Regions from separate parts of the Mus musculus genome. Here region 2 is linked to region 1. A link is a loop called in an ENCODE intact Hi-C map of the cell type or tissue named here. Cell type or tissue: left cerebral cortex. All regions are shown on one strand.

What was found. Hi-C counts contacts between places; a loop is a spot of excess contacts. Peaks named below come from ENCODE experiments on the same cell type or tissue, not always from the same donor. Only the 100,000 strongest peaks of a DNase experiment are listed, where the experiment ranks them.
Region 2: a loop joins it to region 1, with 4 times the contacts of the local background. A loop is called at or near these places in 2 of 42 quality-filtered maps.

Annotation. Positions count from the first base shown.
Region 1 is chr12:119,234,409-119,242,408 of GRCm38, forward strand. It overlaps Itgb8 (integrin beta 8), which reads right to left and starts at 3,868. Exons shown (of 14, transcript NM_177290.3): 1 at 3,264-3,868. The coding sequence starts at 3,390. In left cerebral cortex, no CTCF peak of the experiment used is centred here; DNase peaks (open chromatin) are centred at 3,722, 4,043, 4,441 and 5,068; H3K4me3 peaks cover 4,677 bases; H3K27ac peaks cover 2,481 bases.
Region 2 is chr12:119,941,892-119,949,891 of GRCm38, forward strand. It overlaps Tmem196 (transmembrane protein 196), which reads left to right and starts at 4,236. Exons shown (of 5, transcript NM_001294154.2): 1 at 4,236-4,729. The coding sequence starts at 4,583. In left cerebral cortex, no CTCF peak of the experiment used is centred here; DNase peaks (open chromatin) are centred at 4,257, 4,686 and 5,147; H3K4me3 peaks cover 2,352 bases; H3K27ac peaks cover 1,757 bases.

The DNA of each region.
Region 1 (8,000 bases):
AAAACCAGTGTTGGAGAAAGCAGTTAATCCAGGAGATCATAGATCTTAAAAGCTAACTGTTGGGTGGCCAGTACCAACTTCCTAATTGATGAAAGGTCTAGTAGATGATAACTAAGGATTAGATAACAGATTTGACAATCAGTCACCAAATCTGAGTTGAGCAGAACCTCCACATGGTAAATAAAGCTTTCCACAAGCTCTCAGTATTGTGAGATGAAATAAGCTTGAAACTCTTTCAAAGCACTTACAGTAGAAGGACATTTTTGAAATCATATCAGCTACTTGTTTTCACATGTAAGGCAAGCATGGATGACTTTTAAACAGACCCCAAAGTGTCTTTGTCACCTAAAGACAGAATTACTACATACACATTGTATGAAAGTGACATAGAAGACTAGCTAAAGAATTTTGGAGGCTAGTGAGATGGCTCAGTGGTTAACATGCTTGCATAGCTAGATCTCCAGAAGCCCACATATAGATGTCCAGTTGGCATGTTAATTGCTTATAATTCTAGACTTGGGAAATGGGAACAGAATCCTCAGAAACAATCTGGCTAACAAGACTAGCCACATCAGTGAATTCTGGTTTTGACTGAGAGACTCTGCTTCAATGAATAAGGTAAAAGAGCAATGTAGTATGGTTTCGACATCAACCTCAGGCCTCCAAATGCATATTCATCCACATGCATTCATACCCACGCATATATGCACCCCCCACATGCAAAATCATTGCTGTGCATTCATGCATACATGAGTGCGTGCGCACACACACTCACTCTCTCACACACACACACACACTAAAACTGAGGATATTCAGAGAATACTTGATATGATGAAATCTATTTCAGGGAAAGTCATACTGTTGTCACAAAGCAAAGCTCATTCTGTAGATTGGTTGTAATGGAAAAAGTACAATAGCTAAATAAAAAGAAAATGAAATCTCATTGCAATAATAGCTACCATTTGTTAAAGAAATTGTGAGTTTTGAGATGTATCATTTTTCTATTGCTATGTAATTGGGTGACAAATTAGTTTTAATCTTTTAAAATTAGCAAGTGTAGAAATAAAATGTTGCTGCAATAACTCTTCAATATTAACTATTTTTTATTTAATGGAAAAACATTAGTGACCAGCTTTTTAATGTTGGCATTGATGATTTCAATTGTCTTCAGTCTCCATTAGTTTTTGCAAAGGAAAATTAAAAGGAACTAGAGTGATGTCTACATCAGAAATCTTTGCATCTCATTCATAATATACTCTACCCACAGTATTCAGCCACCTTCAACTCTCTCTGCTCACACTACTATAAGTCTAATGTACATTTGTATAAATTGTTCTTTAAAAATAAAACTGAAGTGATATATAGCTATAGTCTTCTTACTATGGCTTTATTGCCCTCAGCATCTTCTTGGTGTAAACTACTGGGCATGGGAACAAGATTTCCTTTGTAACCGATACCTAAATTTCTATTCTGCTTTAAGCATTTAATTTGCACAGTAAGACCTGTAATTTAAGACTTGTAGCTGTATCACAAAGTACAGCTGTTTATAGTGATCTCTAATTTGCTGAGTAGTACTGGCTATAATTTTTTTTTCATGTTTTAAACTACCATGCAAGTCATTATACATCAGAAGCTTTTGTATATTGACAGGGACTGGGAAAAGGATGCCTTGTTTTGATTTCAGATAAGCATTCACTTTTCAGGTCAGCAGGTGCAAGGCAGCCCATTCATAATACTTGCTTCAAATCAATAATAGTCACTGGATGGAAATATCTTGCTGGTACACAGGAACTTGACTTATCTCTACAAGCACAATGAACTTTTAAAAACCTTTGTTATTAGCAAAGATTAAAGGTGAGTGAGACTTTCTTTGGAACAAAATATATTCTGTTGACATAAGTTTTGGTCAGTTTATTGGTGCGAATGTTTACTAAATCTAGGAGAACACTTTATTTACTGACATAGGGTGGAATTAAGCTCAGTGGAAAATCTGCTGTGGCAAACACATGTTCCATTCAAAAGATACTTGATAAGGAGTGTGACTCTTTCCTTTGTATTAGGTTTCATTTATTTTGAAATCTCAAAGTCTCAAAATAACTACAAAATGAAAGTTGACTCTAGTTTGTCCTGTTTGATACAACTAGGAAAATCTCACCCAAAACTAATGCTAGACAACTATATATGCAATAATTAGAAGAAATTGCCTGGGCTTCTCTATTATAAACTTTTACATATAAGTATTTACTTTAGTTAACTTCAGGAAGAAAGCCAGCACACCAATTTAAAGTAAAGGACTAAATTTCAGTTTTACAACAGAAGTGAGGCTATTAATTAAAACTCCTTTAAGGTTGAGAGACTACAGTAAGTCTCTAATAAAATTTAAGGGATTAGTAACCCGAAGGGAAAAGTAAGTAAGTAAGTAAATAAATAAATAAATAAATAAGGCAATGGTAACTCCATCTGCAAAAAAAAAAAAAAAAAACATTTGGCCTCTATGGTAAATTTAATCCTTAGATTGTTATTATTACTTATTCTGTTTCATGAGTCACCAAGAATACAATGCTAACATGTTAAAGTGCCAAGCCCCCTCTCATGCACTGTCTGACTAGAAATGACTTGGGAAAGGTAGGCATCTATATCTGTTTTACAGATGAAGACAATAAAAGTTTATAGAGAGGTGACCTCTTGGTAACAGAGACCAAACTTAGGGGACAGATCATTTAGCCACAATAATTTAACAATCCCACCCCTCCGCAGGGCAGTGGCTTAAACCATGAATGGATATTCCTCAAGGGCATTAATTCATTCAAGCTGAATGTTATGGCAGAAGAAACTTGTTCTTTCTTAGACCAATAAATGAAAGACTCTTTCCTTTTATAAACCATCTTAGCCACAGGCTCTTAGTGGATGATGCTCCACCCCTAAGGTGAAAAGTTGGGGAATACAGACTATATAGTGATATCCTCAGGAAATACTGGAACCCCCAAACTGCATTCTGTAAGTACAACAGACTCTTTCCCAAACTTCAACTCAAATAAACTTTTCCCAGCACTGTGGACTATTGCTGTCACTTAGGGGTGAAAATGCCTGATACCTGGCTTCTTTATGGAGAACTTTGTTACACACCTGCCCTCCTGAAGTCTCAGCAGGACTGACCAGGACTGACATCTTCCACTTACCTGTCAGGGATGCCCAGGCCATAAGCTCTCAATACCAGCCCAAGACTTTGGGAGAAGGGAAGAAAACAAAGTAAAATAACTTACCACTTTGGCCCAGTCCGAGAACAAGTGAAAATACCCAGGCTGCCCCAAGAACCAAGGCTGGACCTCGCTGGCAGTTGTGCAGAGAGAGCAGTGCAGCAGTCAGAAAAGCCAGGGCCGAGCCGCACATAATGCAAAGCAGCCCGCCCGGTGCCTACTGCCTAGTTGCTTTCCTGATGCGCTCTCCCGACTTGAGAGCGCACCTTGAGGCCCGTGGGCTGCGAGTCCCTAGGACCTTTTCGACAGGCCGGGTTGGCCGACCCAGTTGCTCTCAGTAGGCGATACAGGTATTCGGTCCAGGGCAGCTCTCTGCATCTCAGGGCCCTTAAGGCCCTCCCAGCTCCGCACGGCGGGGCTTGCAGTCTCAACAAAAAGCACCTCCTTGGACAGCCGATGGCCCGCGGGGGCGAAGCAAGTACGGGCTCCACAGTCCGCTCCCAGACAAAGAAAAGAGCTTTTGTTTCTCCCCAGCCGATGGGGCTCTGCTGCATAAATCAGCTTAGCGAAGAGCCAAACACAATCAAACCCAAACAAAGCCTGAGGCTGGGGGGAAAACCACCCTAATGTAATTCACAGGGTGATGCTGCTTTAGTGGGAGGGGACGGCTAGAAGGCCAAGGGGGTGGGGGAGTTGCTGGCGCATCAGTCGGTGCTAGCTTCTTCCACAGGTGGGCAGGGAGGCCAACTCCACTTAGTCGCAGCTAGCAGAGGTTCAGGCGGCAGCGTTCCGATTGGCGGGAGAGGAGACACGGGTGCCAGCAGCTTGGGGAAGCAGCTCCGCGAGCTCCCTAGAAGCTCCTGTCTGCACTCGCGGGCAACCAACAAGGCATCCCAGTTGCTTACTGGGCTAGAAGGGGATGTTCCATGCACCTCGCTGGGAGGGAGCTGCGTACCCTTGTCCTTTCTCGGACTCTGTCGGCTCAGGCGTCTGGCCACCCAGAACCCTGGCAGCTGATGCGTTCTGGGATGAGAGGGAAGAGAGGCAGGCGATGGGCAGGGATGGGGTGATCTAGTTCTGTGGTCCCCCGTGGGGGCTCCCAGCTTTCGGGTGGCTGGGCGTGCTCCGAGCTGAGAGTTGCTAGGAAACCTCCCCACGCTACAGTGCTCCTTGCTTGGGTCGCCAGCAAGCGCAGTGGCGGCCCAGGACAGCAGCAGCAGCAGAAGCAGCAAACAGCTCCAGCTCGGAGTAGCGTGGGCGGGACATTGGTGAGGCATGAAGTCACCGCGGCCCACACTCGCTCTTTGTTTTGCTCACTCCAGCTCTTTTTTCTCCCCCCTCGAATCTAATAGTTGCCATTCCCATCGTTCTCAAGAATTCCTGGTGCGTAGTGGCGCAACAGGAATCGCATGCTGAGTTCTCTTTTCTCTCACCCCCTCGCCCCCCAATTCTGAGTTCCAACGCTTCCATAACGGTATAGGTGGAAAACTTCTCGCAGCTCGAGTGGCAGCATGAACCCCAACATTTCATCCTCTTGCCGCGTGCTCCTTTGTTCAGGAATCCTTACTGGCCCGCAGCTGCTGAATACAAAGTAGATTTCGGGGGCCTCTCCCCTCCCCCAACACTGCTCTCAGAGTATTCACTGCCCGCTTTCCTTGCAGCCTTAAGACCTTGCCCTGTGTCTGATCCCAAATCTGTCTGAGGTCTTCCCAGACTTTGGAGATTTAGACAAGATGTATTCTACTGTCAGATATATTTCGTTGTTCCTTTTGTAGACCCTCAGCCCTGAAAGGGGCAGCCTAGCTTTTTCCCAGGGTCTGTTTGTGGTTCTTTGGCCTTTTGTTGGTTACAATGGATCTTTTGACCTTAAACGCCACCTTCTCAGTAAAAGGAAACAAGAAGTTGCAGATGGCAGCAGAAGAGTGAATGAATACAAGCTTGCAATTCAGTTTTGCAGTTTTGGGTGAGGCTAAAGCGTTGCTAAACTGGACAGCCAAGGAAGTAGTAGCATTGCCTCTCCAGGTCTTGTCAGCGCCCTCGACACCTTAAGGAGAAGGAAGAAACACAGTTCTCTAGGTTTGGGAAAGAGCTCCTTTTCTAATTTGATACTGGAGACCTTGGCTCCTAGTTTCCCCTAGAGCCCAATAATTTTCATTGTATTGAAGTTCAGTTCGACTTTTTTTTACTAGTGGCTTACACAACACCACTTTTTTCAGGCATCAGACCCAGTCCAGCCAGGTCAAGGTGAACTATAGGGGATTTTTTTCTCCTTAATTGTTTCCGGCTTCTTATTTGGAGTAAAGAAAACAAGTAGGAGGTCCCACCAACCCTCCTCTTTAAAAAACTTCTTTCTGTTTTCTAATTGTTGACAGTGAATGGAAAGTACCTGGTTAATAAACCACAACATCAAAAACTCCCCTTTCTTCAGGTGTGGACTGTACATTGGACTAACAGTAAAGCCAGGAACCTAGTTAGTAAAGTGCCCTAGATCTGTTAAGGAGGATCATTTGTGAAGCTAAGGGGGCAATCCATACTTCAACGACTGATGTCAGTCAACACAACTCCAAGCCACTGTACTTCATTTTCAAATTTTCATTCTTTGGTTTTTCAAATTTCTTCCTGGATATCTTCATTGAGATGTAGCTACTGTAAAGTAGCTGAGATAGGTTGGAACAAAAACATAGCATAGTGAAGATATGGTTAGAGCCACTTCAGCTGGGAAGTGTGTTTATTTTCTTGAAATTATGTGACAAACCTAGGCAATGCAGCAACCCTTGAGGCATTGCAAAGCTCTGACAAAGATAACAAGTTAATCTCAATAGCATCCAGTCTGCCTTGTGAAATTACTGATACATTAATGTTTCAGTCAACCTGCTTTTACATCAGAAATGACAGTTACAATACTAAATGAGACAGAAGCTTATACAATAAGAATGGATGAAATTTTGTGAAACTGCTAAAGTATATAATTTTATATTGTTAGGTGTTCATATACTTTACATCTGAACTCAAACCTACTGTGTGAAAAGATAAAACAATGAAATAAATTTGTTTCGGAAAGGTTGAAAGTCATTCAAAAGACAGCCATTTCTGGCCACGAAATACATGCCAGAGTTTGGGGGTAGACTGCAGTTGGTAAATGTCACACAAGCATGAGGTCTTGAATTTGGATCCCCACAACCTACATAAAAAGCTTGGCATGGGACCCCCTTCCCCGAGCTCCAGAGGACCAGACGGATTTCCAAAGCTCATTGACCAGACAGCTGAATCCATTAGTTCCAGGTTGAATGAAAGAGCTTGTCTTAAAAAACCAAAAAAACAAAAGCAAAAGATGGATTGAAATTGAGAAAAGCATCCAATAAGAGAAATCGAGAAAAGTGTTCAGAGTCAACCTCTACCCACTGTCCACAGGCATGCACTCACATATGCATATATATGCCATGATACATGTTTATTGGCACACTGACAAGTTGCCTCAGTTTTGTTTCCTGTTGCTGTCATATAAATACTTTCACGAGATCAACCTAAGAAAAGGTTTGCTAGTCTCTCAATTGAAGGTGACAGTCCATTATTTCAAGGAAAAATCAAGTTGACAGAAACTTCAAAGAGCAAATCACTCAGGGCAAGCAATACCCAGGGTCCCCTCTCCTTTCATTCACTCCAGGCCAGAACATGAAAAGGTGCTGCCTACATCCAGGGGGAGCCTTTCCACATCAATGAACCCAATTAAGAAAATCCCTCTCAGACAAAGCCAATGAAGAGAATCCCTCATTCTGACTCCTTTCTCAAGTGAATCTAGATAGTGTCAAGCTGACAAAATGAACAACCACCACACAAGTACATACACAACACAGGTACCACTATGCATTCATCCAAAACTCCCCAATGCCAATTCTTAAAGGTTATTGAACAATCACAGCATTATTTGCCACTAATTTTCTGTTGGAAAGAGAGTATAATTCTGGTTATCAAAATAAAAATAAAATAATGTGCTAGACAATAGACTGTGAGCCTATAGATATGAGGAAGACATCTGAACATTTTTGGTTATGAAAATATAATTACTCCTGAAATTCTGCAGTTCATCCTTGAGTTTTCTTATAATAAATGTAACAAATAACCTAGGGACAAAAGGTGTACTTGTATTGAGTAAATGTCACTGGCTACATAACTTATAATTTCTCTTGTAAAAAAAAGGGGGGGCATGATACTATAAAGAAATACAGTATTATCTCCATTGTTACCTGAAGTTTAACAAAGAAAAATGTTCAAGATGATGACTAATTCCTGTTTTCTATCATGTTTCTCGCTTTGACATTTCTGATAGCTAATTTTTCATCATTTTCAGTAATGAGAGCAAATTAAAGTCATAGATAGTCTAAAATAAGATTCTAGCTATTCATTCCAGCCTTTGAACCATTAGACTCTTTGAGTTGTTAATAAGTCATAAAATTAGATGACTTAAGCTTCTACCCTACTCCTTTAACCTTAATTTCTTGCCAATGCAGTTTATGGTGAGCATGAATAAGCTGTGTGGGTAGTAGGAATAACAGACACATCTGAAAGACTTTTATTGAGTATGTAAATGTGAAACTGATTTTTTTTCCAAATGACTTATTTCATACTTGCATCCACAGCTATATTAACATTTCAAAAATATGTCTTTTGATGTTGAGGCTAGAGCTACTGGATAGATTTTTAGGGTATCATCATAAGTCTATAAACTTCTCTCAGCTACAGCTCATAAGAGATGAAAATGATCTAAAAATTGGACTATGTCATGAAAATGATCATGTCTAGGTG
Region 2 (8,000 bases), 710 kb after region 1:
GAAATGGGAGTCGGTGGGTTGGGGAGCAGGGCGGGGGAGGGGGGCATACAGGGGACTTTCGGAGAGAAAACTAGGAAAGGGGATAGCATTTGAAATATAAATGAAGAAAATAGCTAATACAAGAAAAAAGAAAACAATTCAGGAATTATTCTAGTTTTCTTCACTGTCACTGTGATAAAGACACTGACCAAAAGCAACTTGGAATAAAATGGTTTGGTTGGCTTATAGGTTACAGTCTATCACAAAGGTAAGCCAATGCAGGAACTCAAGAAAGGAACCTAGGGGCAGAATCTGAATCAGAGAACATGGAAAAATATTACTTACTGGCTTGCTCCCCATGTTTTGTTCAGCATGCTTTCTAGAGCCCGGAACTACCTTCCCAGGAGTAGCATTGCCCATAGTGTGCTAGGACCTTCCACATAAATCACTAATCAAGAAAATGCTCTCACAATCTATGCCTACAGGCCAGCCTGATGAAGGGAACGCTTCTTTTTAGTAATTCTCTAGTGTTTCTAGTCTGTTAGGTTGACACAGGGTTTGTATTAATTAAGGACTTTGCAATAACACCCTGCATTAGTCACTACCATTATCATTTTGCCATTATGTATCATTACATTAAGTGGGAGTGAATATTGGCCAATTTTCTGTTATAATAACAAGTTATCTAAGTGAATCCAACTTTAAAAAGAAGGGGTTTATTTTATCTCATGGTTCCATGGTTAGTCAGCCATACAGCTTTTTAGGCTGTGGTGAGTTGGAACATCTTAATAGCTAGCATATGGAGAGTGATATGCTCACCTTGTGATAACCAGGACAAGGGGAGGAAAAGAAAAAGAACGGTTGAGACCCCCAAAATCCAAAAAATAAATAAATAATAAAGAGACCCCAATATCCCATTCAAAATCATACCCCTGAAGACCTAAGTTCCTTCACATCCAGCCACAGGCTGAGGAGCAAACTTTTACTCAACAAGGTTTTGGGGTCATTCATAGCATAGATGAAGTGGTTTGTTTACTAATTCCTGGGTGTCTCTTTAACAAAATATTAAAATGTCTATAATTTGTAAAAAAAATAAGTATATAATAACCTTTGAATGCTTATTTGCAACTATAAGATCCTTAAATAGAAAGACCATAAAGAGTTATCAGTTAAAAAGCTTTAGAATTACTTTGAGATTACCTGTACATTCATTTATATCATACACAAGACAGCAGGTAGCAAGCTTGTGTTTTGCTCTTATTAAATATGAAGAAGTGTTGAACCTTCTCAATGGATCTCATGAGAAATACTTGCTGTGATGTAAGAAAAATTAAATCCTGGATTGTGAATGCACTGGAATTTAGATAGAATGGATTTTATATGAATTATCTTGGTTTATAGTTTAATTTTGGGGGGGGTGGTTTTTTTGAGACAGAGTTTTTCTGGAACTCATTCTGTAGACCAGGCTGGCCTATTATAATTATTTTGACATGATTTTGAGAGATAATGATAAGAATAATAATTTTTCAGCTTGAACTCTGTTTTTGTTCTTGATTTTTGTGAGTATGAAGAAATGTTAAAAGTATTTGGCCCAAGGAGCTGAAGGAACCTGCAATCCTATAGGTGGAACAACAATATGAACTAACCAATACCCCCCTCCCGGAGCTCGTGTCTCTAGCTGCATATGAATCAGAAAATGACCTAGTCGGCCATCAGTGGAACGAGAGGCCCGTTGGTCATGCAAACTTTATATGCCTCAGTACAGGGGAACGCCAGGGCCAAGAAGTGGGAGTTGGTGGGTAGGGGAGTGGGTGGGGAAGCGTGTGGGGGACTTTTAGGATAGCATTGGAAATGTAAATGAAATAAATACCCAATTAAAAAATAAAAAGTGAAAAAAAAGAAAATAACTATGTCTTAATCAGCAAAAAAAAAAAAAGTATTTGGAATCACTTTAGGAAACTCTTTACATTGTTTGAAAATGTAAAATATACTTTGTGTCAAAGAAAAGGTATTGTAAATGTCTTGCAGTTCTAATGTTGGTAGTCGGAATGGGACAATTAATTTCTTCTGTAGATAATAATTTTTTAATATATCACTCCTAAAATATTTGTTTGCTCTTAACTCAACTGTAGCTACTCATAGATTTAATCTGTTCTGGTTTAATTGTGATTTTCAGAAGTTTTGTGTTTTATACAAGTGATCCAGAATCAATCAAGGGTGGTTATATTTGGGTATATGACTAGAGTTTTAGATACTGAAGTAACTGGCTTCAAATGATCATGTCTGTCAGTAATGAACAATCAAACTCAAGAGGTGACATGTTTCTTTGTTCCTTTAAAACTCCTATATGGTTAACATCAAATGAGTGTTCACTATAATTCTCTCCCAGGGTAATTCTTTTCCACAGAAAACTACACTAATACCTTTTGATGATCATAACTTGTTTTCTTCCTCCAAAAGAATAAAAAATAGAAAGACAAAACAAAGTAGCTAAATTCAAACCAGAAGTGAAGTAGCATAGATGTCTCATTTCTGTTTACGTTTGACTTATACAATATTTAAATATCATAAGTATTGCTTTTTTAAATCCACAAACTGCTTGAGAAATTCTGGAAACTGGTTATCTGGAGGGAAATGTTTTGAGAAGTGGAAAGGAACATCACTAATTATCAGTCAACATCACTTATATAAGTTGTGCTCTGAATATCACAATAGCTGAAAATTCCTTAACATTTAATAACTCGCAATCCTTCTTTGATTTTCTTTTTCTCAAGTTCTAAAACTTGTAAAATAAGCATATCATAAAAAAAGAAATGAGAGTGTAGAAGTTAAGCTATGAAGCATGTTCTGAATCAAATATATAAAGGTAAAACTGACACTCCTGGGGCAGAATTAGGGCTTCTGTTTCCTCACATTGGTTCTTGAAAATAAAAAATGCGTCATGTAATCCCAAAGGAGCTTACTGTGTATTTGTCTGCATGTGGGCAGAGGCAAAGATGCCCTCATATTGTGGTCCCCTTTGTCTATATTTCCCTTCAACGCATCTCTAACTGAAGAATAAGTTCTTGAGAAAGATGGTTGATGAATCCATAACTCAGAACTCATCCAGAAAATTTTCAGTAGAACACCTTGAGATGTTTCCTGGGGGGGGGGGGGGGATCAGTAAAATATAAGCAATTCCACTATATCTAGGCTCCCAAAATTCACCAGAAAGAGCAACAAAATCACACAGCCCACGCTTGAGTCCCTGCCATAATGATTCAGAATTGAAGATGGTCAAAATCAGTTTTGTACTAGGTCAGACTTTTTCTCTGTTTATAAGTAATGCTTGTTCTGGTGTAGTACTTAAGTGTATGTATCTCAACTGAAATGAGATAACAACACAGGGTCTCTGTAAGCTGCTTCTGACTATGCCTCTCAGGTATGTAGCTATCAAGGAAAATATGCCTCCAGCAGACAGCTTCTTCCCTCTAGGATAAGAAGGTACAAAGTAGTGATAGCAGAATGGACCCTCTCTCTTAAAGAGCAGGCTCCAGTCTGGGCTCACTGATATAAATGAGTCCTCCAATGAGGGTCCGCTCAAATCTTTGTATAATCAGGGGTCTGGCTTCTTTCTATTTCCGTGCACTTGGTTTTCCTTTGCTCCTGAACCAGAGAAAAGTACATGTAGAGGAAAGTTTTGCATAGAATGAGCCTATATTGATATAAGGACCAGGCATAGCCACCCCTCCTGTCTGAGGCAGAAACCCAAGAGGAATTGAGTAGAGGAGTAACGAGTTTAGGATACTTAGGTTGGGTGCAGGGGCGGGGCGAATCAGAGGTCAGCCAAGAGTATTGGTCCTAGACCCACAAATACATCAGGATTCTCCCTCCTCCGTTAGCCTCCTAAACCCCAATGAGGTCATAGCAATGAGAGAGAATCAGATTCAAGAGAGGGGGGAGGAAGAGGACAACAACGGGGGAAAAAAATCCAGACGGAAAGAGGCCATCAGACAAGGTCGCTTTTTCTGGCGACACAGCAAGTGCTAGGAACGTGGTGCTGAATACCATCCACCCGCTCTGCCTAGAGACCTAGAGACTCACAGAAGCACTTTGCGCAGACAGGAAAACAAAGGAGGGAAGGCGAGAGGACAGGCGGAGAGGAGTTGTAAGCAGCTCCCCTTTATTACTAGGAAATCAAGCTTGGTTCCTCCGCCAGGAAGAAGGGAGCCAGAGAGGTGCGGAAGGCTCCTGGGGGCGCAGAGCAGAGACACGGCAGAACTCTGGACTGCGCCTCCGACACTGGCAAGGCTTCCGATCCAGAGTCCGTTCTCCAGAGCCTGGCTCCTCAATAAAAGCTTCTGGACTCCCACCCATCGCTCAACAGTCCCTGTGTGAACCCGCCACGGGCTGGATTAGCTGTCTTCTCTGGCCAGGCCCACGGAAATGGTTCTCTGGTTCTGAAAATCCAGACCTTGTGGATAATGTTTTGCTGGTGAAGAAAGAAAAGTTTGAGGAGCTGGACTGTGGTAGGGGGCGGAAGGGGCTGAGGAGGACTTTGGAAGAAAGAAGGTAGATGATCAGCTTTCATCTCTGAGCTGGAAGGAATGATGACCCAAGGAGAATGTGCACCAGCGGCCAGATCATTGGGAGCCTTTTGGTGCTCTCTGTGCTGGAGATAGGGCTGGGGGTGTCCAGCGTGGCCGTGGGGGCGGTCAGCTTCAGCCTGGCTCTCCGAGAGCACACGCCGCAGCTCGGAGACTCGTCCCCGGTATGGAGCGGGGTGTGTGTACGTTGAGCCATTTCACTCTCTCTTTACCTCTTTTCGGGGATGGTCAGTGTGTGCGTGCCTTAGTCACTGTCTCCTGGGAAAACAATATTATAATACTCCTCTGCCTGTAGGTTCCAATTGACAAGCTCTGCTGGTTTATATTGTCTTTTTGTGTATTAGGGAAGCTTTTTTCCTCTTCACTGGATTTAAAACTAAAATGAATGGCTTTATTTAAACTTGAGGGGAGGAGGGTCAGTTTGAGGATTCTGCAAGACTGACCAGTGTTAGTCTTTACAGGGTTACACCTGACAAGGGCAAACTCACTTGTTTATGTCTTTTACTGAAAATGTTACATCATTTTATTGTACAAAGAGCAAGCAAGGGGTAGTTATCTGTTTATATGTGGGCAGTATGCTCAAGGTGCACCGATGCAACAGTGATATGACCAAAATGGAAAGTGAGCTGAGCCTCTGAAAGGTCTGAGGAAAGATGAGCATTGTCTCAGAAAGCACTGCTTTCAATTTGCCTTGCTACCTTTCTCATACTCACTTCTGAATATTCTGTTGTAAGTTCAAGGCCACCAGTTAAACAAACAGCAGTAAGAAATGTAATGCCATCCTAATGGTAGAGTAACTCACTTTAAAGTGTGCTTATCTACTCAGAAAACAATATTGGGTTTTTTTTGGGGGGGGGGTTGTTTTGTTTTGTTTTGTTTCAGGTCAGGGGCAGACCTAACAAACATTTTGTTTGCTCATGTAGGAAGAATTGCAAGGAAGCCACCAAAATCAATAAAATAACTACCTGATAATGAAAAGGCGCTCTCTCTCTCTCTCTCTCTCTCTCTCTCTCTCTCTCGTGTGTGTGTGTGTGTGTGTGTGTGTGTGTGTGTGTGTGTGTGTGTGTAGTGTGTGTGTGTGTGTGTGTGTGTGTGTGTGTGTGTGTGTTGATCCTCCTTCCTTTTCCCCTCTCTCTCCTAGCTCCTCATAGCTGCCATGCCAACCTGAGTCTCTAACTTGATTGTATTTCCTGCATAATTTATTAAGGAGCTATTCTGCTGTTGACAATCCATACTCCATTTAACAATCACGATTTCATCACTAAATTACTAAGAGAAAGATCATTTATGAATTTAAGAAAATCCATTCCAAAGTCATTCATAAAAGGTGTTCCAGCCCTCTGAGTACTGTGAAATTGTACCTTGAATAATTGGCTTTTATACTTTTTTTCAGGTATGATACATGTTTATAGATTAAACAACTTAAAAGACAAAAAGGAAAAGAACAATTCTAGCATTAAATTACCCCTAGAATCTTTTTTTTGAATTCTATAAGTTTATATCAACCCACATTAACTATCTTGTTCTTTAATATGGAAATGTTGCCAATGTAAGTATAACTTTGAGTTTGAAAGAATAAGGGGTCCATCTTAAATTCCACATCTATTACGTGGTTATAAGTATTTTGAGAATTGTGGTTATTATTATTAATAAAATTTCTAATGCCCAACTATCAAAATAAAATACAATGCAAGCATATTTTTAAAAAGAGGTGAAATATGTTCTGATGGCTCAAAAAAAATGCCTCATGTCTCCCATTCATTAAACACAAGAAATTGAGTGAATTAAAGTAAACTGCCTCTAAATAATATATTAAAACCATTTTATCTTAAGATATTTTAAATAACTATGTTATTAAACATAATGAATATTTTCCTTCCAAACGGGATATTATATAAATGAGCTAATGCACAAATGCAAAAACTTTTGGATCATCTCAAAGAAAGATCAGCCATATTGATCTAGTCATTACTATAAATAATGTTTTCTACTTTAATTAGCTTTTTATAGTAAGCACAATTCACCAAGATTCTTGGAAGAATAGTTTTGAATACTGTAATATGGTTTTGTAAAAAGAAAAATAAAAATTCATTCACTCAACTGAATGAATTATTTTGACACTGAAATGTTCAAATAATTACTCACTTTTTAAATTCCATGTCATAAGAAAAAAATACATTTGTAAAGAAATAAATCCCCAGTTGGAATAATCATGATTTTCAAAATGTAAAGTGGCTAAGCATATTATTGAAATGGTTTCAAATTCTTTTGTGATATATTTTTGGATGATCTTTTCATTTCTTCTCTGGTAAATCCATATAACTAATATTTATAGAGAGTTCAACATGTGAATTGCATTTTACTAGTGACTACAGAAACTACAAAATATGAGTCAAAATACTGTCTTCAGAGAGGTATTACCCACCCCAAAGAATACTAGAATTTAGAATTGATGGAGGTAAGAGTATGACCTCAGAGAGGTTAGGAGTAAATAGGGAAGAGAAAAGTTGAAATGGGCAATACTGATGACCTTGAAGGTTTCCTGGAGTTAAAATCAATATATCACAGTGTTATTATCTCATGAGGTAAGGTCTCAAGACAAATTAACTGAATGTAAATCTCAGATCTACCATTACTAGTTGGGGGACTAACAATCCCCCCATGTAAAAAAGAGGATTGAGACATTTATCAATTAATGAAAAATGAACAATCTCTTAGAAAAGTGCATTGTGTATCATAAGCATGAAGTAAATGTGAGCAGCTAGTCCTGACCCAAGATTGCAGAGATGAGTATGAGAAGTAAGAACTCTGGATTACTGTGGGTGAAGGCAATGGACTAGGATGGAATGAAATATAAAAATTTCTCTGTTTTTGTTAGGTTTAAGTGTATGAACAGAAAGACAGAAAGAGTGATGGTGGCAAGACTATGACATGCTGTGTGTCAAGCTTAAGCAATAGATTTTTGTCATGTTTCCAAAAATCATCTTAATTCTTACATCCCAAAGAGACTCCAAGAAGATAAACAGAGAAGCTCAGTAGAAAAATCTTTAATTTCTCTGGCAATTTATCAATTAATGTCTGTATTTTATGAATACAAATGAGGCATACAAAAATTAACCTGTCAGACTGTACAGAGTCTAAATAGGACTGTGTTTTGATTAGTATATGGTTCTTTACTTCAAAACATTAATATCATTATGACAGCTTTCTGAATTAAGTTTACAGTCAGTAGAAATAAAGGTTGCACTGTAGAGGATTATTTTTTATTGAGAGGGACTAAGATCATAAGTGTTTTATCTAGGACATGTACATGGAAATTTTAGGAAGTTATATAGTTATTTGGCCTCAAGCTTGCTAATTTTTTGATGACTTAAAATGATATAATACTTGAGTAAAGAGCTTTGTGTATGTAACATACATGCTTACAGAAATGAT